Linked DNA regions of Homo sapiens: all the other regions are linked to region 1. A link is a loop called in an ENCODE intact Hi-C map of the cell type or tissue named here. Cell type or tissue: ascending aorta. All regions are shown on one strand. Region 1 overlaps LINC00670 (long intergenic non-protein coding RNA 670). Region 2 overlaps LINC00670 (long intergenic non-protein coding RNA 670). Region 3 holds the start of LINC00670 (long intergenic non-protein coding RNA 670).

What was found. Hi-C counts contacts between places; a loop is a spot of excess contacts. Peaks named below come from ENCODE experiments on the same cell type or tissue, not always from the same donor. Only the 100,000 strongest peaks of a DNase experiment are listed, where the experiment ranks them.
Region 2: it touches region 1 in a loop (2.2-fold over the local background); 10 of 110 quality-filtered maps call a loop at or near these places.
Region 3: it touches region 1 in a loop (6-fold over the local background); 12 of 110 quality-filtered maps call a loop at or near these places.

The regions. Positions count from the first base shown.
Region 1 is chr17:12,623,012-12,631,011 of GRCh38, forward strand. The region is part of intron 3 of LINC00670 (long intergenic non-protein coding RNA 670); the gene reads left to right. Among named protein-coding and RNA genes, the nearest start is that of MYOCD, 39 kb to the right of the region's middle. RefSeq lists an enhancer at 7,456-8,000. In ascending aorta, no CTCF peak of the experiment used is centred here; DNase peaks (open chromatin) are centred at 4,380 and 5,317; H3K4me3 peaks cover 1,299 bases; H3K27ac peaks cover 6,944 bases.
Region 2 is chr17:12,562,604-12,570,603 of GRCh38, forward strand. The region is part of intron 1 of LINC00670 (long intergenic non-protein coding RNA 670); the gene reads left to right. Among named protein-coding and RNA genes, the nearest start is that of LINC00670, 17 kb to the left of the region's middle. In ascending aorta, no CTCF peak of the experiment used is centred here; no DNase peak of the experiment used is centred here; H3K4me3 peaks cover 2,703 bases; H3K27ac peaks cover 3,555 bases.
Region 3 is chr17:12,549,113-12,557,112 of GRCh38, forward strand. LINC00670 (long intergenic non-protein coding RNA 670) reads left to right here and starts at 856. Exons shown (of 4, transcript NR_034145.1): 1 at 856-965. In ascending aorta, no CTCF peak of the experiment used is centred here; DNase peaks (open chromatin) are centred at 509, 869, 4,439, 4,689 and 1 weaker place; H3K4me3 peaks cover 4,794 bases; H3K27ac peaks cover 7,918 bases.

The DNA.
Region 1 (8,000 bases):
CCTTGTGGGCTGGGGAGATGGTGTCTATCTGCTTATTCTAAGGATGGTACAAAATCTTTTTGGTATCTGGGACACAAAGTTCCTAAAATATGCACTACTTCTCCTTTATGTCGTTCGTTGGAGCAAAACATGAGATTCCTCTTTGTTATTAAAAAAATAAGTAAAAGGAGCTTAAGGCTCTGAGTCTGGACCCAGGATTATCCAGCTGTGTCCCTCCAGCTCTGTGATGTGCACCAGTAAAGAGAAACGACAAGAACACAACTTCTAGATAATGCCACCTTGCAGACCGATGCTACTTGCTGTCGCCTCACCCGTGCCCTGGAGAAGGGCTCACGGTGGCCATCTGCATTTAGCTAATCTCAGTGTTATTTTCTCTCGGCAGTTTTCTGGACAGCTGACACCTTCGACAGTGATATGAGAAGTAGGCTCCCAAACAGCGCTGTCCAGAGTCCACTCAGAGAAGTCGAGCAAATGGATGAAAGCGTCCTTATCGTCGCTTTTTCTTAGGCAAGTTAGACAGAGGTGTGTACGCTGCTGAATAATCTCAGTCAGGGACAGAAAGTCTAGAAGGGCCAAATGGCCAAGAGCTGAAAGGTGTCTCAAGTGGGCCTTCCCCTCCAGGGAGCAGGAAGGACACGGAGTATAGGGGAGAAGGTCAAGGGACAAATGCTCCCAACTCCGTGCATATGGAAGTCCCTGCCGTACCCACACTCTGACATCTGCATACAAAAAGCAAATGCCAAGTGTGTGCACAGTATGGTTGAAATAAATAAGAAAGATAGAAGGGTTTAAAATAACCAAAATAGATTTGGTTAGAGTGATTGGTTGAATTTTTTCTACTAAATTATCTTAATAATTTGCATTAGTTAGAAGTCATAAAGAAACAAAGTTTGGGCTTTTTAATTTAGGGTTAGCCCTGTTTAGTCTTTCAGCTCCTCTGATCCCTACAGAATCCCCAGTGGGCCTTGAGAAGGAAGAATCCAGAGGTGTTTTGCTCAGGCCTGACTCCAACACGTCTCCTGAATTAAAGCCCCATAAAGATAATATTCAGCCTTAAAAAAGAAAGAAAGAAATATTGCCATTTATGACAACATGGATGGATCTGAAGGACATTAGGCTGAGTGAAATAAGCAAGTCACAAAAAGACAAATAGCACATGATCTCACTTCTATATGGAATCTAAAAAAGTCAAATTCATAAAAGTTAGAGTTGTTACCAAGAGCTGGGAAGGCCAGAGTGGGAAGCTGTTGGTCGAAGGATATAAAATTTCAGTTAGGAAGAATAAGTTCAAGAGCTCTATTGTACAACACAGTGACTACAGTTAATAACAATGTATCGTATGCTTGAAAATCCCTGGGAGAATAGACTTTCAGTGTTCTCACCACAAAGAAATAGTAGGTAGCTGAGGCAATACGTATGTTAATGAGTTTCATTTAACCATTTCACAATGTATGCAGATTTCAAAACATCATGTATACACCATAATTATATGCCATTTGTATTTGTCAATTTTTTTTAAAGCCTGTGAGGTTGAGAATACTCCTGCTTGTTTACCAGGTAGCTCCACACTCAAAAAATATTTATTGAATGAATGGCCAACATCGTATTGTAAGTCACAGCCCAAACTACCAGCCAGGAGAACAAATGCATAGAAGAAGAACCGTGCGCTGCAGGGAGAAGCAGAGGGTTTTAGAAAATGAGCTCGCAACAAAAATTAGCCAGGAGTGGAGGCGGGCGCCTATAATCCCAGCTACTTGGGAGGCTGAAGCAGGAGAATCACTTGAACCCGGGAGGCGGAGGTTGCAGTGAGCCGAGATTGTGCCACTGCACTCGAGGCTGGGTGACAGAGCAACATCCTGTCTAAAAAAAAAGGAAAAGGAAGGGAAGGGAGGGGAGGGGAGGGGAGGGGGGGGGAAGGGGACGGGAGGAGGGGGGAGGGGAGGGGAGGGGAAGGGAAGGGAAGGGAAGGGAGCCCCTGAAGGCATTTCTGGAGTCAGCTGAGGAAGGAGGTTCCAGGCAGCTGCTTTGAAGTTTATCCAATGCCTATGGATTTTTAAGTCCAGGGACAAAAGGGACTGGGGACACAATAACACCTGCCCTCACAGGTTCAAGATGCTTTTAACTAGCATATGTGTTTGCCCTGCCATTCGGAAGCTAAAACAAGACAGGCAGTGGACCCAGCCCCATGCCCTCACTGACCATCCAGCAGTAAAGATGAGCACCTGGCACCCTGCATGGGGACACGCAGCTGACAGATACAGGGGGAGTGCCGAGCCACGCCTCCTTGCTGCCCTTGGGAGAGATCTGGGAGAGAGAAGAGAAGCAAATGATCTCTCTTGACCCTCCAGTCAGATAGTATCTTTCCATCCTCTGGCCTCCCATACTACCATCTAAAGTGTCATCAGGTAGAAGGCAGAGCAGATGTCCTTGGCCCTTCCAGAAGGAAGCATTCAGCTCAGTCTGACAAAGAACTCCCTTGCCGTCAGTGCTACACGCAGGATGGGCTGCTTCTCAAAGCCAGGTCCCTGTCCCAGCCTTAAGGACCATGTCTGCAATGTGACAGAGGAAAAATCTCCATTTGGAGGAGGCTTGAACCCGATGATCTACCTTTCTAATAACAGGGAGCTGGCATCTATGGCCAACACCAACTGGCCTGCCCCAGCAATGGACCTGGATACATCATACTCCACTCCAACCTCTGGACTCAAAAGCCTGCGAGTCCTTTGTCCCCTGGCTGTGGAACAGCCTATAATTTATCATGCAAACTTAGGACACTGTTTTTTGGGTTTTTTTTTTTTCTTTAATTTTTTTTTTGAGACAGAGTCTTGCTCTGTCACCCAGGGTGGAGCTCAGTGGCGCCATCTCCGCTCTCACTGCAACCTCTGCTTCCCAGGTTCAAGTGATTTTCCTGCCTCACCGTCTGGAGTAGCTGGGACTACAGGCGCACCCCACCACACTTGGCTAATTTTTGTATTTTTAGTAGAGATGAGGTTTTGCCATGTTGGCCAGGCTGGTCTCGAACTCCTGACCTCAAGTGATCCGCCCAACTCAGCCTCCCAAAGTGCTAGGATTACAGGCATGAGCCACTGCACCCGGCCTTAGGACACTTTTTCAAGTGAAAGACGACAGTAATAATAACAATAGCAGTAGCACAACAGGGCAGATAAGGAGGTATAGTCACCATGACTAGAGTGCACTCTTAGCAAAAATGCCCAGACTTATGGTGGGATCTATAATTCTAAACCACAACATTTATTTTATTCATATTTTTATTTTTAGAGACAGGGTCTTGTTCTGCTGCCTTGGCTGTAGTGCAATGGGACGATCACAGCTCACTGTAACCTTGAACTCTGAGCTCAAAAAATCCTCCTGCCTGGCCTCTTGAGTAGCTGAGACTACCGGCTTCAGCCACCGTGCTGGCTAATTTTTGGTAGAGATGGGGGTCTCACTATGTTGTCCAGGCTAGTCTTGAACTCCTGGCCTCAAGCGATCCTCCCACCTCAGCTTTCCAAAGTGTTGAGATTACAGGCACGAGCCACCGTGCTTGGCCTAAACCACATTTATTAACATGCTAAAAATCTGCCTGGTACCATTAAAGACTGAAGCCTTTCAATGAATATAGCAATAAATATAGCAAGGCACTATCACATAAAAACCTGTGGGCTGGGAATTCTGGTGGATATGGAATACTTAATGAGGGTGGGAGAATTACAGAGAAATGGAAGTCCTCTGGTTTGAAGAGCAGGAGAGAAGTACTGAGAAAGTGAGAGTGGTAGGGGACAAATCAAATTGTATTTCTTTTTTTTTTATTTGAAATGGAGTTTCGCTCTTGTTGCCTAGTCAGTGCAATGGCACCATCTCAGCTCACTGCAACCTCCGCTTCCTGGGTTCAAACGATTCTCCTGCCTCAGCCTCCCGATTAGCTAGGACTACAGGCACGCGCCACCACACCCAGCTAATTATGTATTTTTAGTAGAGACGGGGTTTCACCATGTTGGTCAGGCCAGTCTTGAACTCCCGACCTCAGGATATCTGCCCGCCTCAGCCTCCCAAAGTGCTGGGATTGCAGGCGTGAGCCACCGCGCCCGGCCTCAGAATTGTATTTCTGTAGATATTTTTAATCATCCTTAAAATAACACTAAGGAAAACTCAACTCTTCATAAACGTGATTGATTTTGGGGGGCGGTTTGCGGGATGTCTGGAATAGAATTGGGGGAGATAAAGCTCCTACTCTACTGTCGCCTCACGGCACCATCACCAAGCCACACCTCTGTGCTGGCACTGCCTGGATTTACTATGAGCCACCCATGTGACTAAGCACATTTCTAAACATCTGACGCTCAGAGTCCTCAGTCTGTAAAGCCAAGCACCCAGAGGCCTTTGCCACTAGCTTTCCGTGTAGCTTGGACCTTCTGTGACCTCACTCTCCTGTTGACCTACAGCAAAATAGCTGACGTCATGCCAAGCCTCGCAGACCTACCAGAGTGATTCATTTAATAATATTTGTAATCTTTGAAAGATGAGGTTGCTCCATAAAAGGGTTAGAAAATAACTGTGACTTTTGTAATGTGTTAACATGCATACCTAGGAGTCTCTCCTGTCCAAACACCATTATAACCGCCTGCTCTCTTACTTTCTTTCACTGGCTTCTTATTTTTTTTCCCCTCTGGGGCTCCTAAAGTCAGACTCACATTGGAATGGTTTGCAAACTCCCGTCTTTCCTGATTGGGTCCATCTGAATGGAGCCGTCACCAATGTCTTCACAAATGGCATTTCCATTAACATTTCTATTTCTGTCCATTCGGGGCACCTAAAGATTTCCCACCAAGATTTACATCAACTATTTTAAGAACGTGCTTTTAAAAAGCCAATGAGTTTGCTAAGTTTAAATCTGACTTTCTCAAGGGATGCTTAAAAGAAATATACAAAGTTTTTTTAAAAGAACCTTTGTAAGTTCAAAATAACATTCCAAAAGGAGTCACTAGGAAAACATTCAAGGGAAGAGAAAAAATTTTTTTTTGCATTTGTGGCAGACCTGGCTTTATCTTAATGTTCTATGTTTGTTTTTCGACGCAGAAAAGTCAAATAGCCATAAGAGTCACAAAATAATTGAAAGAAAAATGGCTTGGTGCTTCTCATGTCTAGAATATTTATAGCAGAGGGAGGAGCTAGGCTGTGTATATCCATTATTCAACAGGCCAGGTAAAGACAGAAGATTGGCCAACGGCAGCTCAAAGACAGAGCCCTGGGGATTCTCTTAGGTCTTATGGAAGCTGCATCAGAGCTATTGCTAAACTATGTCAACTGTAACTTTCCATTAGCCTGATGACCTGTGATCTACCAATGCCACAACATGACTGGAATGCTCAGACAGTTACCAAACAGGAAGATAAGCCATGGGTAATTATTTCAATAGAAACTTAGAGTTGAAGTGATTGTTCCTGTAAGAGTCTATTAATTAGAATTAGATTTTGCTGCTAAACTAAAAAACTCTCCTAATAGTGGCCTAATCATAAAAAGAGTCCAGAGGTAGGCAGCCTGTGGCTGGTGTGATGTCTGGTATGGTGACACCAAAGAGTCATCAGGGACCCAGGCTCTGAACTGTATCCTCTGCCAACTTGAGCATGTGGCTTCCATTCTCCAGGTTACTTCATGGTCTCAAATAGCTATTCTCTATCATGGCTATCTATCAGAACGGCACACTTCAAGTAGGAGGAAAGAGAGAAAGGAGGGAAAGTGTGGTCTCCTCTATTTTAAAGAGATTTCTAGAAGCCCCGCACAACACTTCCATTACAGCTCATTGGCCAGAGCTTGGTCACATAACAATTACCAGCCCAAAAAAGACGGGGAGCTGCTAATTTCCACAAGTACCCATCAGTCTCTTTCACAAATAGCAACTGTGCTTACTGAGTCTTTTCGTGTCTTTCAGAAGCACCCGCTTGCCTAAATCCATCACTTCATACTGGAAAAGCCTTTATGAACATTTGCTCACATTAGGTGTAAAAAATAATCCAGAAGTTTAAAGAGAATGCTGTTTTCCATGAACTGTAATAAATGATAAGTATTTAAACCTTAAAATGGGTTGGGTGTGGTGGCTCACGCTTGTAATCCCAGCACTTTGGGAAGCCAAGGCGGGTGGATCACCTGAAGTCAGGAGTTCAAGACCAGCCTGACAAATATGGTGAAACCCCATCTCTACTAAAAATACAAAAATTAGCTGGGCATGATGGTGGGCGCCTGTAGTCCCAGCTACTCAGGAGGCTGAGACAGGAGAATTGCTTGAACCTGGGAGGCGGAGGTTGCAGTGAGCAGAGATCACACCACCTTGCTCCAGCCTGAGCGACAGAGAGAGACTCTGTTAAAACAAAAACAAAAACAAAACAAAAAAACCTTAAAATGGTAGGTAAGAGTATCTTCCTGTGCTTTCTCCAGAAATAAATAAGAAAAAAAAAAGTCCATGTTATAAATCTAATAATGATATGTTGTCCTAAATTTACTTTTGCAGGAAAATAAGAAAACCATTAGTTTTCCAGAGAACCCACGCTTACCCTGACATGCTTACAGCATTCATCAGCAGAGATCCTAAGGTCTCCATAATTCTATATAGAAGAGTTCAAGGGGTAACAGTCTGGTTGGGAGGGCAGAAGTTAGGGGGAGTTCGAGGTAGTAAAATTCTTCTTGAAGTTGCATGTCTAAGGCAAGTATGGTACCCATGACATGTCCAAAATCTGTTAATTTCAAGAAATATTTCCCAAACTTAGTAATCGCCCCTCCCATGAGGAAGCAGCTTTGCCACAAAAGGTAGTCTTGTGCTGCCAGCTTTCCCCGTGATCCTATACGATAAATGTTTACAGAGAAGGTGCCACTAACAGAACGGAGCCGTATTCAGACACCATTCTATAAAGGGGCTGCTTTTTCCTGGCAGCGTGCAAGATTCCTGGCAGGTTCCAAGATCTTGACTGATAATGTGAAGTGGGTCTTCTGGCTTTAACTATTTCTTTTCATTTTAACACAAAATAAGGGTTTCTTTACACCAAAATATATAATAATCAAAATAAAGGGCTTATTTGAGAATAACTGTGTCCATTATTTATACACTATGGGAGGAACTATGTGCCAGGCACAAAGCTGTTAACTTAAACTATGATCTACCACAAACTACCAATAACACGGCACTGGTGTTATCTACCACAACGGCTTCAGTGGGCAGGTTGTTGATTCAGTTAACGGGAAGGTGTTTCCATTCTGGTCTTTTCTGCCTCCTCCTCTTAAGCCTAGAGCCATGCAACCTCATGCCTACAAACAGGTTTAGGAACCTCCTGAAATCGTGTGTTAAGTTCTGTGTATTTGTGTGTTTGCATTGGGAGCAGGATGCTCGTGAGATTCCCAGAGAGGTCTGTGATTCTTAAAATTGCTGCCGTAATATTGTATATTTCAGCTAATGCAGATCTCCTAAAGAGCAAACCTGAAGGTTGCCTCTTTTCTCCCTATCTGCCAGGGGACAAGGAGAGGTGTCCTGGGTAGAGAGAACACCTTGTCTACCTGGTAAACTCCTGCTTAGACTTATTATCCCAGCACCAAATCTGTCTTTTCTGTAAAGCTTTCTCCCTACTTGTCTATGAATTCTCTGAAGCTCAGATTGACATTCCAGATACAGACGAACGAACAGATAGAGCCTCTCCTTTTGGTTGCCAGTTTTGCATTATTCACGGATCTACTTCTCTTCTGAATAAGATTAGTCTTTTCCTTAATTTGGGGTAAATATTAATTGCAGCGCGTGAAGTTGTGGAATGTTTAGGCTTCAAAACAAACAATTCTAATTCATTGAACTTTGATCCATCTCTTTCTCTTTTGTCTTGCAGATTCCAGTGCTGCAACTATATTCAATAAATGGGCCTTGTTCAAATCCTGAGTACAAATACTGTCTTCTCTTTAACGGAGCTGTTTCATGCTTCTGCCTTTCTGTAGAAGGAAAACAACGTCCATTCTCAGGCTTATCT
Region 2 (8,000 bases), 60 kb before region 1:
TCCTGACAATTTTATCTCAACTTTTCTTCATGTAAGAATGTTTTACTTTCACCTTCATTTCTGAAGAAAATTTTTCTGGACCTAGACTTCTTAGTTGATAGTTCTTTTCTTTAACACTTAAAAATTTCCACTACCATTTGGCTTACATAGTTTCTAAAGAGAAATATATTCTTATTTGAATCTTTGTTCCTCTAGTTAGAAGTAGTATGCCATTTTTCTCTGGTTGCTTTCAAGATTTTTTCTTTGTTTTTAGTTTTCAGAAACTTGAGATACCCCTAAGTGCTCATTTCTTTAATTAATTCTGTTTGGGGTTCTCTACACTTATATCTCTAGGTTTATTTCTTTTTTTCCAAACTTGGGAAGTTTTCAGCCATTGCTTCTTCAGTTTTTTTTCCACGCCATACTCCTTCTCCTTCTAGGACTACAATGACATGAACATGAGATTTTCGTTATTGTCCCACAGGCCCTGAGAGTCTGTTCTATTTTTCCAATCTTTTTTTCTCTCTCTCACTCAGCTTAGATTGTGTTTATTGATTTAGCTCTATCTTTTTTTTCTAAGTAAAGGTATCCTTAGATTTCATGAGATGGTGATAAAAATCCCAATTGATAGACAGGCTGATTTTTAAAATTTATATGAAAAGGTGAAGGAACAGGAACTGGAATAACCAAACAGTATTGAAAAAAGAAAACTAAAGTTAAAGAAATTGTTTTTTCAATTTCAAAAATTTTGTTATAAATCTACAGTAATCAAGACAGTAGTATTAGAGAAAAGATAGATACAATGATCAATGCAATAGAATAAAAGTCTAGAAACAGATCCACGCAAATATGGACAAATGATTTTTCACAAAGATGTGAAGACAATTCAACAGAAAAAGGACAGTATTGTCAACAAATGGTGGTGAAACAATTTAGCATTCATATACAAGAAAATAAACGTCTAACTAAATCTCACACCTTATTCAAAAACTAACTGAAAATGTATCATAGATGTGAATGTTAAATGTAAAACTATAAAACTTTTAGAAGAAAACAGAAAAAAAATCTTCATGACTTTTGGTTAGATGAAGAGTTCTTAGATACAACACCAAAACCATAATCCCTAAAAGAAAAAAAATGATATACTGGAATTCATTAAAATTAAAATTTTGCTCTGAGACAGACACTAAGAGATGAATAGACAATCTACAGACTTGAAAAGAATGTTTTAAAATCACATACCTGACAAAGAACTTGTATCCCAACCGTATAAAGAACTCTCAAAATTCAGTAGTAAGAAAACATCTAACTGAAGCAAAACATGGGCAAAATATTTGAATAGACACCTCACCAAAGCGAGTGTACAGAAGGAAGAAATAAGCACATGGGAAGATATTCAACATCATTTGCCATTAGGACAATTCCCACTGGAAACCAGAGCATTTGGATTCAGATGCTTTACCACATTAGAATTTCACTTATGGAGGAAATCATTATTATCAACAGGTATTGAAATATTAAACTTGCGCCATCAGAAAAGTTGTTAACAGAGAGTAGAAACACAAATTCAAAATTGGTTACTCAAAGAGGGAAGAGAGGCTGGTGCTGGCAGCTTCTTTTACTCTGGAGAATAAAGCCCAGAAGGTCTGATTTGGACCCAAGCCAAAACACCTGAAAAACTAGGATTCGGCATCTAAGCAAGTGCACTAGTACTAGTCAAAGAGCTCTTCCAACAAAAATCAATTTTATTATAAAATTCTGTCACCTTCTAAAACCAAGTTCTCGGGAGATGTCTTCTAGGGTCTCACAGGATAGGTGACTTGAGCTACACATACATAGGAGCAAATAGATGCAGCTATCTGAAGGAGGCAACCAACTGACAAATGGAGACCCCTATAAACTCTGACACATCAATTGCATGGCTGAGAATCCAGGTATAGAAAGTTGGAAAAAAGAAAAAAGTAGACGCAAGAGAGCTTGTGATTTGTAAAGACATTTTTGAATACAGTCTCCATTTTCTCAGCTATCTTCCTCAAGAAAGTTAGAAGTTTTGGGCCGGGCGCAGTGGCTCACACGTGTAATCCCAGCACTTTGGGAGGCTGAGGCGGGCAGATCACGAGGTCAGGAGATCGAGACCATCCTGGCTAACACGGTGAAACCCCGTCCCTACTAAAAATACAGAAAGTTAGCCGGGCACGGTGGTGGGCACCTGTAGTCCCAGCTACTTGGGAGGCTGAGGCAGGAGAATGGTGTGAACCCGGGAGGTGGAGCCTGCAGTGAGCGGAGATCGAACCACTGCACTCCAGCCTGGGCAACAGAGCGAGAGTCTGTCTCAAAAAAAAAAAAAAAAAGTTAGTTTTGTACCTGTATAAACCTACCAGTGTAGGAATATGCATAGTCATAAACCCCTTAGAAAAATGATACAAATAATTACCTATCACAATATCTGGATTGCTATGTTTTTATACAATGCTATGTTTTATGCTAACTTTCAATAGTGTAGTAAAGAGTGAATTCTCAGGAATCAGGTAGCCTGGAATGGAATATCAACTCTATCACTTCCCAATAATGTGACCTTGACTTTTCTTGGGCAAGTGACTTGACTTTTCCTCAGTTTCCTCCACTGTAAAATGGCCATAATAATACTTACTACATGGTTTAATAGTTATAAAGCACTTGGAATAACTCCTAATAGGTGCTGGCTCAATAAACTACATCATCATCATCATCCTCATGTCATCCCAAGACAACCGTGCTTTTATATTTCCAATAGAGACTTTTATGTTGCCCTTAGCTGTGATTAACTCGCTACACAGGAACATGTCAGCTGAGTGGGAGGCAGAAATCACCTGCAGAAATAGTTCCCCTACCTTGTAACTTTTAGGAAGAGAGAGAAAAATTGCTTCACTTACTTAATTGTAGGATACCCTGAAAACCTTCCTACCAGGAAAAATGAAAGCCTTCCTTCTTTCCATCTTTCTTAAGTGTGCATGAAATTGATTCTATATGCTTATTAAATCTGAAAGAGAAATTTCATGATACAAGCACTTCCTGCAATTGAATGGTCTTTGAGAACTCATATTGACTATAATTCATCTGGAGAGTGGCCACACAGTTTGACAAGAAACCCCGGCCTGTCTGTGCAGGCTGCTGAAGTGTGTTTCTGCACCTGCCTCACACAAGACTGTCTGTTTCTTTTTTAAGGCAATTAAAATATTTGTAATACACATATTGAAGACACACACTGCACCTTTGGGTCTTGAGCTGTGTGGGGTGTGGGAGAATGAAAGAGCATCAGAGGGAAATTGTGTGTAGGGGAGAGCCCGGTCTTAATTAAGACACGGACATGAGAAAATATTTACTGAAGAATGTGGTGATGTGGAGGAGCTTGGTAGTCAGGAAAAGTATTGTTTTGTGTTTTTTATCCCCAAATGGTAGGGTGAAAAGGTTTTGGGGAGAGAGAGATGGGAGACTGGCTCAGGAGGGAGGAAGCACAGAGCAAGTGAAAAGAAGTCTACAGATGGCCAGAGGGTGTGGTGGGCATGGCTGGACTCAAGAGCCTAAGGGTTCCCCTGGATGGTGGGACATTCAGACTAGCTGTGGCCCTGGCATGGGGCAGAAGGGCCTCAGCTTACACAAGATGGATGGGCCTGGGGGGTGGGGCAGAAAATGCTTTTCTCTTACACCCAGGGACACAGACAAAAGTGGGAGTGAAGATATCTGATGTTCAAGATGGGAGTAAAGAAGCAGGGGCAAAACCTAAAAGCAGGAATCCTTGCTGGTCCTTTGCAGTGCCTAGATTGGGCTGTCGCCCGCATTTACTTGGAACTGTGTGTTGGTCTCCTGGCAGCTCTCTCCATCTGTCCTTGCTCCCTCCCTCTCACTACCCCCAGAGGGATCATTCTTGTGTGTGAGACAGATCACATTACAGAACCCCTCCACCCATCCTCGGTCCCTTTGGGCAGCGGCTCCTCTGTCATTCATGGGTGCTGAACCAGTTTCTATGCTCCATTCCTCAGGTGGCAGGTTTTTATACTTTTTATTTTCTGCACAGTTTCTGTAAATTTGGACCCTGAATCTATAATAACAAGTTGAACAGGGCTTTCAACTTCTTATAAGAGCTGTTTTTTTGTTGTTGTTTTTTTTTCCATCCAAGGCATCACATGGAAGGCGAGCCCTCTCTTCACTTTGCTGGACCAGTGAGCCACAGCCTTTATCTGGCAGGGCCCTCCTAGAGACTCCACACTTTATGGAGGGGTCTAGTTCTAGCTTCCTTGCCTTGGCAATGAATAAAGCTGTGCCTTCTTTCCCCAGCTCATGCTAGGATCCCAGGGTCCCGGCCCCTAAGCTCTGCATTCGGATCTGAGCTTTCCAGTTACTCTTACCATTTGGATATTAAATTTCTTCTTTTTTCTTTTGGCATCTAGTGATTTCCTTTATTTTTTATGAGTTCTTCTATGCATGTGAAATTTTTTTTATATTCTATGCATTATTTCTAATGCTTCTACTCAAGGAAGAACATTCATATCGGTAAGTCACCACAAGTTCCATGGTTCCCAGGCAGATTTTTCAGGATTGCATTTCTGACACTTCACTCCCTGTGTTTGTTTATGTGTCTGTCTCCCTTCAGAAGTTACTCTGAGGTTGACAGCATAGCTTATCTGGGTTTATATCCTGGTGCCTAATACACCACATGGAAGGTGCTAATTAAATCATGGGATGAATCAAAGAGAGAGAGAGGGATAGTTTAACATGTGTTAGGCTCAAAGTGGAACTTTTGTTGTTGCTGTTATTTTGTTTTTTGAGCCACACTATTGAAAGCTATTACTGTTTGTTTAATATGAGATAGAGTCAGATCAGTGAACACAGTTTTGAGAAACATACAACTGATACCTCATCATAGTACTTATTAAGGGTAGCGGTTTAAGAACTGCAGAAAGTCAAACATAAATCCTCTAAGAACCCCACTGTTTTAATTTGTGTTTGCAACTGAAGTCAGCCACACCTCCTTGGGCTGATCTTAAAATAATTCTTTACTCAAAAAGTCACAGTATCCTGGCACTTAACAATAACATAAGAGAGCCCCAGCCCGGAGCGACTGTTTGTTTTGATAGGAACAGAAACAACTCTTTTTTAATGAACATAAAGCTCTCGATAGGTTTGGGGGTTTTATTCAGCTGTTTTCTGAATCTCTCAAAGCTCGTCTTATGAAATTTTAGCAAGATCTGACCCGTCCCCTCCCTAGCCTGGATGCCTCCCTGAGGTTGCTGTTCACCACCACTGAGCTCAGACAGACAGACGGACAAACAGATGGGCCTTGCTGACCAGGGAGCTTCGATTTCCTCTCATTTGCTTTGGATCCCTGCAGCAAAAGTGTTCTGTCCCAGAGCCTTGTCTGTGTACCAGAAATGACACACAACTCTCAAAGACGTGGTGCTTGTCTGCCAGGACTTGAATTCAGAGGAGATAACACCAGCCAAGGCACAGCAGGGCCTGGAGACCCTTGCTCTGTCCACTGAAGTATGGCAGACATTTAATCCCTTCTTCCAATGCAAGAAGGAATAGGCAGGGGCGGGAAGGTAGAAGAGCAGGTGTCTGAAACCCCCAGAGGACCTCCGTGGTGAGTGGGTCCTGAACCAGCATGCCAGGTTGACACAAGGCCATGACCTCCACACTCAGTCCTCTCTGGGCAACTCTGAAATGCTTGTTTTTCACCAGAGAAGCCTAGCATGTCAGCTGGGCAGCCAGCGAAGAAAAGCCAGTGCCGTCTCTGGCAGGGAACTTGAAAAGGTACAACCAAAACCATCTCCTGGTGTCCAGCTGGATCAGATGCACCTGTGGAGATCTCGCTGCACTCCAGAGCCTGGTCTCTCCACAAAACCAGAAAGCAGAGAGAAAAGCAGAGAAAGGGAGTGGGTTCCTGTCTGGTAGATTTCCATAATGTGGTGTCTGACGATAAGTACACAGGGTGTGATGAAATAGCTCTACCCCGTATGTGTCAAGTGGTGTAAGCACAAATGCCTAAAACTCAGTTCTTCAGAGTTAAATCTGGAATTCAGCCAGAGTCTCTATGGAAGGTGGAGTCCCCCCGACTGCCACTTCAGGCCCCTCCGTGAAGCGATTCATCCTGGAGCAGTAAATAAGTGTCTCCTGCTCCCTGCCACAGGCCAACCAGGAGTGCTGGAGGGTAGAGCCCACTGCAGGAACCAGATCTCTGGCGAAACAGGAAGCACTGATTTACTCATTCGATGCTTGTGAATCAGGCACCTATGCTGGGGGAGGTACCCCCCTAGGCTCTGGAGAGGAGGTATGAGTGAAGGGGTACTGCTCAGGGAGCCCTGGGTGTCTCTGTCCATGCACCCTAAGCCGTTGGGCTTAGACTGTGAGGCTTATTTGCACACAAATTGCTGCTTTCCCGTGGGGTGCACAGCACAGCCACCTGTGGTGAAGAGCTCTCTCAACAGCAGCAGGGCAGGCGTGCTACCCATCTATAGGGGCCGACTCAGCAACAGGGCTCCCTCTACCCAGCATCCTCACTTCCAGATCCTCTGAGAGGCCCTGTGGTTGCTTGTCTAATTGACGGAGGACCACTAACCAGAGATGACAACACTCCAGAAGCAAAACAGAAATTCACTTGCACTGAGCCCATTCAAATATTGAGACACACGCAAATGCAAAAGTAAATGAGACCACATGTGAGCCAAACTCTGAGTACAATTAAGCTAAAAGCTAGAGATTAGGTTCTAATTCAGGCTTCACTGATTAAATATGAGAATACAGCAAGTCACAAGACCTCACTGGTCTCAGTTTCCTCATCTGTGAAATGCGGATAGGGAGAGGAGATGGAGGAAATAATTTCTGCCTAGGGTTGCTAGATAAAATACAGGAAACCCAGTTAAACTTGAATTTTAGATACATTTGAATTTTTTTGTTTTGTTTTGTTTTTGTTTTTGAGACGGGAGTCTCGCTCTTTTCGCCCAGGCTGGAGTGCAGTGGTGTAATCTCAGCTCACTGCAACCTCTGCCTCCTGGGTTCAAGCGATTCTCCTCCCTCAGCCTCCTGAGTAGCTGGGATTACAAGTGCCCACCACCATGCCCAGCTAATTTTTGTACTTTTAGTAGAGATGGAGTTTCGCCATGTTGGCCAGGCTGGTCTCGAACTCCTGACCTCAGTTGATCTGCCTGCCTCGGCCTCCCAAAGTGCTGGGATTACAGGCGTGAGCCACCACACCCGGCCGAATAATTTTTTAAGTATGCCTCATGCCATTTTTGTGCCATGCAGTATTTTTACTTGTGAAATCTGGTGGCCCTGTGCTGTCGACATTCACCTGCCACGAGGTAGACGATGTGGGCGTCATCTTTGTAAACTGTGATATAACATTGTCTGGTACTCTGGGCGAGTCTCTTCCATTTGCTTGCCAGCTCCTGGAGGCAGGGCTGTGTATTACCAAACTGTAACTCCATAGTTTCCACATAAGGTAAGTGAGCTAGGTATCATGATTAAATGACATTTAGGTATTCTTTTTGGCAGATCAGCTGATGGGAAAGGTGGCTAAAGAGGATATTGCAAAGAACCCACAGCAACTGCAGCCTGACTGTTGCTCTGGGCTGCTGTCTGCTGACAACAGAAGTGAATGGCAGAACCTGGGCACCACCACCCAACTGGGCGGAGAAGGAAGCCGTATAGCAGTGAAATTGAGTCTGAAAGGGGTCGGAGCAGAGAGAGGGAGAACATTCCTGGTAGTGAGTTAGTGGCTAAGTGACAATGTTACTACATCACGGATGCACATTTTCCCCAGATTATAAAAATAATTTATGCGCATTTGAAAACTGGAAAAAATGCAGAAAATATTAAGAAAATTGAATCCATAACCTTGCAACCCAGAGCTAACCACAATTAATATTTAATTCTATACTTATAGCATTTTTGTTAAGATACATACATATATCTTAAATATAGGTCTATGAATTCAGAAAATAAAGTCCATACTATACTTTTTTCTTTTTTTTCTTGAGACGGAG
Region 3 (8,000 bases), 74 kb before region 1:
TGTATGAGCAGTACCAGCAGCTCTGTGTTCCCCAAGGTATATGAAGAATAATGTCAGGACTGTGGAGAAAATGCAGGTAAAGAACCCACTTTTTTCTCCAGATGGTCCATGGAGAAGGGATTTAAGAAGTGGTCCTTAAACATGAAGGAGATTCAACTTCATTTTTCTTATTAGTCCCTTATTAAATCCTTCTCTGTTTGTGTTTGAAAAAACAGCTGTGTGTTGTGTGTTTGAAAAAACAGTCCTACTTTATTCCTGATGTCAATGTTAATGGTCTCCCCATCAAGTCCCAAAATGTTCTAAGATGGTTATTAAATTTTATGATCACCCTACTCTAGATGAGTCCCACCAAAAGTGTCACACTTGCTGTTATTGAAAGATCCTTCCTTTTTCAGGCTGAGAATCTCAAGCCTTTTTCCAACCCACAGGCCACGTTCTAATTGCTTTCTTCCTGGGAGTCTGATAAACAGTGTTCTCGATCTGATAGACAGCTAATACCCCGGGGGGACATTGCTCGGTAGCCTTGGACTTCTCAGCTTAATCGCCCTAGCTTTAATGCCACTTAAATCAGAATGTAAGCACTGAAAGAATTTCAGGAATCCAATGATATAAATTGTATTTTTAGAGCCGTGAATGACTTGAGCGAGTGAAACAGTGCAGTGGCTTAAGATAGTTCTCTTTAGTTTTCCCATGATTTATCACAAGCAAGTTCACAGCAGGTTAAAATAATTGAATGCGGTGATAGCATACATACTGGCATGATTTTATGAGCCGTCATTCATAACATATTTGTCCCAAAGCATAATTTCCATGATAGAACTCTGATTCACATGTAATTTTTTTGCAGCGACGACACAGTTGAAATAACTCCTTCGTGGAGGCTGGCTACATTTTCACAACGTCTGGTCCCAAGCTAGATCTTCGGGAAAAGGGATCAAGGAAATGACTATTCCTCCAAATAAAATGTAAGTATATCCTGATAAAATGTTCACTTTTTTGGAGAATAAAGAGAAATGTTCTTTCCGGGAGAATTGTGACTCGGAGGTTATGCCTTGCGATCTCTACCTATTTCTCACTACTTCTTTTATTTTTCTTTTTCCTTCATTGTTTATTTTCCACTTTTCTCCTAATGTACTTTTTCTTCTACTTATTAGCTGTGTCCCCTGGGCAAGTAATTTTTCCACTCTGTAATCAAATGCTATAATATGGGGATGATAAAAAATAACTCCACAGGTCATTGTGCAGAATAGAGATAATGAATGTGTGGGTACATATGTGCCCCAAAACTCAGCTGTGTAAGAAAAGCAACTTTCTTTTTATATTTTTATAACTCGACTTAGTTTCTATTTTGAATCCCTATTTGGCTTCATCGTGGAGATGTAATCTCAGTCAAAGCAAGATGCTCTCATCAAAACCTACATGACATCTACATGGATGTCAGATCCATGTAGCTTTCCACCTTCAGCCCTGCCTGGATGTTCCACCATTGCCCTGCCGGTTAGCCAGGCTGCAGGCAGGTGCTACACGCTAGGACTCCTTCCTGGGAACTCAACCATCACGTCAGGTTTCTTGGCTTCCCTGGATCTCCTTCTCAAATTTGAAAAGTCTTGTCTGGTCTGGAGAAAAAGTTTCCCAGCTTTTCATTTAATCTTCCAAATCTTTAGTTTATGACCAGAACCTGCCATTTGAGACTCAAAAGCTAAAAATATGACTCCTCTGTTATCTTTGTTTCACTGGTTTTCCCTTCCCTGAAGCTTTACAGAAGGCCTAGCTGCCTAATGGGGAGAAACACGGGAAATACCAAGGAAAACATATGGGCAAATATCTCCCAAGAATTTCCCACCACTTGTATGAAGCACCAAGAGGAAGGCCTGACATACAGTAGGAAGCCAGCAAAGGTGACTGCACCTTTATATGAAGGTTCCAAGTCTGGTTCCATGTTTCTGGGCTCTGTGTCCTTGGACAAGTTGTCTTTCTGTGCCTCAGTTTCCCCACCTGCAACATGGAGATGATAATAGTACTTACCTCACAAGGTAATATGTGTATAAAGTGTTCAATGAATTAGTTACACTATTATTGTTTTTTTTACCACTAGTACAAACTTCTGTCCTTGAAAGCCATTAGCTTAATACTATCGGCAACCATAATAGTGTTGATGCAGTTGACACATAGAGTGCATCCCACAGAGGAGAAGGTAAACATATCACAGGGAAAGAGGGAGCTACTGGTCCCAAGTATGAAACTGGGATGAGTTTCCTGGAAATGCATCCTTCTGGGTAAAATCTGGGTATAATGATGCTGAGTGGTGAGTTAAGAAGCAATCAGCCAACTTCAGTCAAGGCAGTTCTCAGGTGCTAGCAAGGAGAGGCAGATTCTTGAGGATCTAGAGTCTGAATCAGAAGATGGATCCAAGCTTGTAACCCAGGGGACAAAATGGAGTCAGAAGAAAGGGATGAGGAGCAAAGTTAGAGAAAGGCAGGCTAAGCCAATGTGAGAAATAGATCTGGTTGACGATGGCCAGCAGTTGTTGGAGAACAGAATACGCGTGGGGCCTCTCCTGAGATGTGAGGCCACTGAGGGGTTTTGCTGAGGGAGATACCACTTCTGTGAGCAAGGACAATGAGAGGAAACTGCGGGAGAGAGAATGGTCCACCAGTCCCAAGCTAAATAAACCTTTTTCTCTGGCCCATCCAGCTGATGAGCATGAGAATGAGAATGTGGGACCTCCACCCCTGCACCTGCCTACCCTCCAGTCCCAGAGCCAGTTTGGTCTATGTCTTTCTCAACCCACATTCTGCCAGGACAATTGAGCCCGAATGGGACAGTGGAAAGGGCATCGCATGGGAAGTCAGGAGACCTGAACTCCAGACCCAATCAATGACCAACTAGCCTGAGACTTTAGACATATTCCTTCACCTCTCTGAACCTTAGGGCCCTCAATGAGGAGGTAGGACCACATAAGAACAGAGCTAAATGGGCATAGTTAGCGGTATGGGAGCCAGAGGGCCAGTGATATGAATTCTGTCTTTGCCATTTACCAGATGTAGGTCAACTAATTTAATCTCTCTAAACTCCAGTGTCTTCATGTATAAAGATGGGGCTAATAGCACACCCCTCACCTGATTAATTGGAAGATGAAATTCAAGAGTGTCTGGGACATGTTTAGTAGTGTTGTGAAACACTATGCATACTCAATTGATTGTTGCCAATATCACTATCACGATTATCAGTGGAACCCAAGATCTCTATTAGGTCAGGGGCAACTAAGATAGTTGAGTGGGAGAATTCAAGACTGCAGACCCTGCTTCATTAGGAAGAGCAGAAGCGTTTTTCTCTGTTTTATTTATCTCTCTCTCTCTCTTTTTTAACAAAATTAAGTATTTCTCACTGAATAATAATAATAATGTTATAAATCACTGGACTAGGCCAAGGGTTGGCAAACTTTTTTTTTTTTGTAAAGGACCAACTAGCAAATATTTTCAGGTTTGCAGGCCACACGTGGTTGTCCACTGCATATTCTTCCGGTTTTATTAGAATTAGGGTTGAGTTAGGCTTAGATAGAGAATAACAGCATCTATTAGGGTAGAATAGTATTATGGTAACTATTATAACACAAAACCCTTACCTGTGTGTAACAGAAATCTCAGTGCCTAAACAATCAAAACGTATTTCTCACATCACAGTAAAGTGTGAGTAGGGGGTTAGGTTGTCTATGCCACATAATCTTTTGGGGATCTAAAAATCCTTCCTTCTAGTGGCTCTGGAAACCTCTGGATAGAAGGAAAAAAGAGATGGGCCCACATTCAAGAACATTTCAAAAATGTAAAAGCTATTCTTAGCTCAGGGTCTGTACAATCATGCCCCGTCAGCCGCTTTTGGCCTACGGGCCCTAGTTTGCCCACTCCCGGATCAGACCATCTCTCAGGTCCTTTCCAAAGATGAACCAAACTTCACTGTGAGCAATCTCTTTCTTTCTCCATCAAAGTAACCTGGCAGTGAACTCTATAACATCTCCCACTATCTTTCATGTGATAATATTTTTCATATTTACAACAGTTGTCATATTAAGTGTTTTTGTTACATTTTATGTGTAATGTTACACAGAGTTCCTTTGTGAACAGTTTTCGTAAAGGTGGTGTATTAATTTTCAAGGGCTGCTGTGAGGCAGTATCACTAATTGGGTGGCTTAAAACAGCAGAAATTAGCCGGGCACGGTGGCTCATGCCTGTAATCCGAGCACTTTGGGAGGCTGAGGCAGGCGGATCACGAGGTCAGGAGATCTAGACCATCCTGGCTAACACTGCGAAACCCCGTCTCTACTAAAAATACAAAAAATTAGCCGGGCGCAGTGGCGGGCGCCTGTAGTCCCAGCTACTCGGGAGGCTGAGGCAGGAGAATGGCGTGAACCTGGGAGGCGGAGCTTGCAGTGAGCCGAGATTGCGCCACTGCACTCCAGCCTGTGCCAGAGAGCAAGACTCGGTCTCAAAAAAAAGCAGAAATTTGTTTCTTCACAGTCTGGAGGCCAGAAGGCTGCATTCAGTGTTTGAAGGGTTGATTCTTTCTGAGGGAGAATCTGATCCATGCCTTCCTCCAGCTTCTGGGGATGACCAGGACTCCTTGATGCCCCTTGGCTTGCAGACACATCACTCGGGTCTCTGCCTCCATCTTCACACTGCATTCTCACTATGTCTCTGTCTTCACAAAGCCCCTTGGATTGGGGCCCACACTGATGATGTCATCTTAACTTGGTTAAATTTCCCAAGACCCTATTTCCAAATAAAGTCACATGCACAGGTACTGGGGCTTAGAACTTCTATCAGTCTCCTTGATGGACACGATTCGGCTTATAACAGGTGGTGAAAAGCATGGGGTTGCCTATTCATAACTAAGAACTGTTAAATATTAGAAATGGAAAGGACTGTTGGTTCCCCTGTGCTGCTGCAGGGATGAGTAAGATTGATGGCGTGTCCAAACAGCTTAAGTTTTACCCTTCACTGTAAATGGCAGAGAGAACAGTACTACTGCTGCTGCTACCTTGAAGAATGTAAAATTTGCCTTTTAAAAGTGTTTTTGTTTTATGGACATGGAACAATGAACTAGAAAATATGGCACATTCTGTACCCTTCTTCTGCTTTTAACTTATAAATGCTGTATTCAAAATACTGGAACCGTGTGGCTTGCGGTTACTAACAAAATTAAAAATAAAAGCAAAAAGCCCCTTCGCATCCATGTCACCCACTGAGGGAAATGCAGCTTGGTGCCCTGGAGAAGAAATGGACTTTCTGGTGAATTCTCACCCCTTTCTGCAGGGGTCAGGATTTGAAAATTACTACCAGCTGGTTGTAATTCCATCCTATTTTGAAACAGATGACTTAGACTGCTAAACCATCATGGGGCTAAGATTTATTTTCCCCTACTTGGACTAAGTCACAAAGACCCAATTTGCACAGTAGAGAAAAGGAAGAAAATATTTTTTTTTGGTGAGCTCACCTCACCTCTGCCAGTGGAAAACCTACCAATATCTCAGAATTTGCACGAGTGAATTGGGCCATGCCACGCCATCTCTGATATTCCAGAGCAGGAATTGTTTATCTTTTCCAAATTTTCACAGCACTTTCTGTCTCTGCACCTCTTCAGTGGCACTTATTGTGAGACTTATGTCCCTTCCTAAAGTGCAAACTCTCTGAAATCTTAGTAATTACTCAAGGTGGAGAGGAAGGACCCTGTGGACAGGGAGTGACTTGAAATGCTGGAAAGGAAAGAAGAAGCACAGGAGCGAATCCTTCAGGAACCAAGAAGGATGGAACAAGGTTCCAAACTGGAATAGTCTTCCCTGCATAGGAACACCAAGCAATTGGGAATTTCCTGTAAGCTTCACTGGAAGCCAGCTAAGCCTGTAAGGGCTTCTGTTGGAATTCAGCGTCAGGCATAGAACTCTAGTGAATGTGCCTGAAGAAAATCCTATCCAAAGTTTTTGGCATAAGCAAGTCACTTAACTTCTCTATGCCTCAGGGTTCTCATCTATGTGATAGGATTAATCATAGAATCTACCTCATAAAATTGTTGTGGGAATCAACTATCATAATCAATGAAAAGTACTGAGCACCTAGCCAGCCTGGCATACTGTTCCCCAACCTTCCCAAATTTATCCACTAGGAATTGTAATAGAGTAGATTTGAGTTGCAGCCTGGGAGTCCATGTGTTCAGCAAGCATAGTTAAGAAGTTCTTGTTTTCAGGCAAATTCGGGAAGCAATGCTGTAGCAATAGTAATAGCTCAATAAAGAGTAGTTATTTTTATTATGCTACCTTCATCATCATTAACTTATCATTATCATCATCATCACCACCACCACCACCAGGAATTGAAGATAATGTTAGGGAAAAGATTCAGCAACAATAACAGATTCTATAAGCATCATTGAATCAGTTATCTTGACTTTGGTCTGATACGAAGTTATTTTCACTGTTTGTAGAACCAGTAGACAGGTAACCAACTCCAACTCACTCCCGATTTGAATCTCAAGGCGATTATTTCCATTTTACTCTTATTTAGGTGAGGAGGGATCTTAACTTAGAACAAGAACTTGGGCCTTGCTCAATAAATTCAGTGGCTATAAATCTAATCCATGATTCATTTCCATTTTTACCCTGGGGATGAACACAGAGGAGTCTACGCAGTGCTAATTACCACGTTTTGACTGGGGCACCCCAAAGAAGGAAAGAATCACAGGACCACTCCTTAAAGGGACTGAAAAATCTCATTGTCCAGTACTTTCACGTAGGGGCTTCTGCCCCTTTTAACTACTGAAACTACCATGTATCCATTCTTAGACAGCCAGGGCAATGCTTTTTATAAACTCCTATCTGTATCTGATTGCTTTAATGGTTCTCAAAACTCCTTACGATCAGTTACACTTATTTTATTTTCTATTTTATGCGATGTTGTTTTCTTGTTTTTTTTTCCCCCAATCCTTACACCTGACTCCTACGAAGAAGAAACCAAATCGTGTTATTCATTGTACTTACTCCAGTGTCTAGCATAGACTTTCTTTCTAGTATCAGTGAAAAGATTCAATTGTATCCAACTATAAGGTGTCTTAATTTAAACTTCTTTATTTTGAGTGTACCTGCCTAAAGCACCTGACTGTTGTTTTTCTACTTCTTTACATATTTGTTGTTAAAATAATAACAACAGTAGATTGCTCTAAGGGGATGCTACATTAAGATGGCATCTAGTCCAAAGGGCCTTTAAATAATTGAATTTCCTTCATCTCAGGGGTGCCATCTTTTAAGGGGAAAAAATGAATAGGGAACAGTGGCGAGGAAAAACAAAGCAACTATTTTTAGCTTGTCCTCTGGCCCAAAATATTTATCTAGAGCTCCCAGAAGCTGGGCTGGATTATGTAAAATGCTTTACCTAGCCCCAGCTACCATATGTCTTACCACCAAAGCACAACCTAAGGTCTCAAAACTTGCTACTCCCGTTAAGTAAAAATTACATTCTGTAGTGCCAAAGAAAAAGCCCCCAGAAAGACAGAGAATAACAGTGTCTTTTACTTAGGATAGGGCGGCTCTATATCAAAGAGTTACAGCTAAGCAGGATTAAGGCTGATTTCTCACATCAAAATACGATGTATGAGTTGGTAGAAGAGGACTCTTCTCCATGCAGTGTTTCAGGGATCTATAATTCTTCTAGTGACTCCCCCATCTTTTAAGGTTCTGGAGGCCACCCATGAATGGAAGGAAAGATGTATCATGGAGCAATGCTGGGGTTGAGATAGTATAGATCACTTGAGACCACATTCAAGAATCCAGCCACAGGACAACCCTTTGTTATAAGAGAGGCACCTCGCTATGTGCACAGGAGAGAAAGAGAAGTGTCTTGGAGAACTCTTAGCCAGTCTCTGTTACAGACAGTGAGTACATGTGCCCCAAACCTATAGAGTAGCTGACCCAACCACGTACTCAAGGTTGTTGTAGAAAGTGTGGTGTCTGCAAA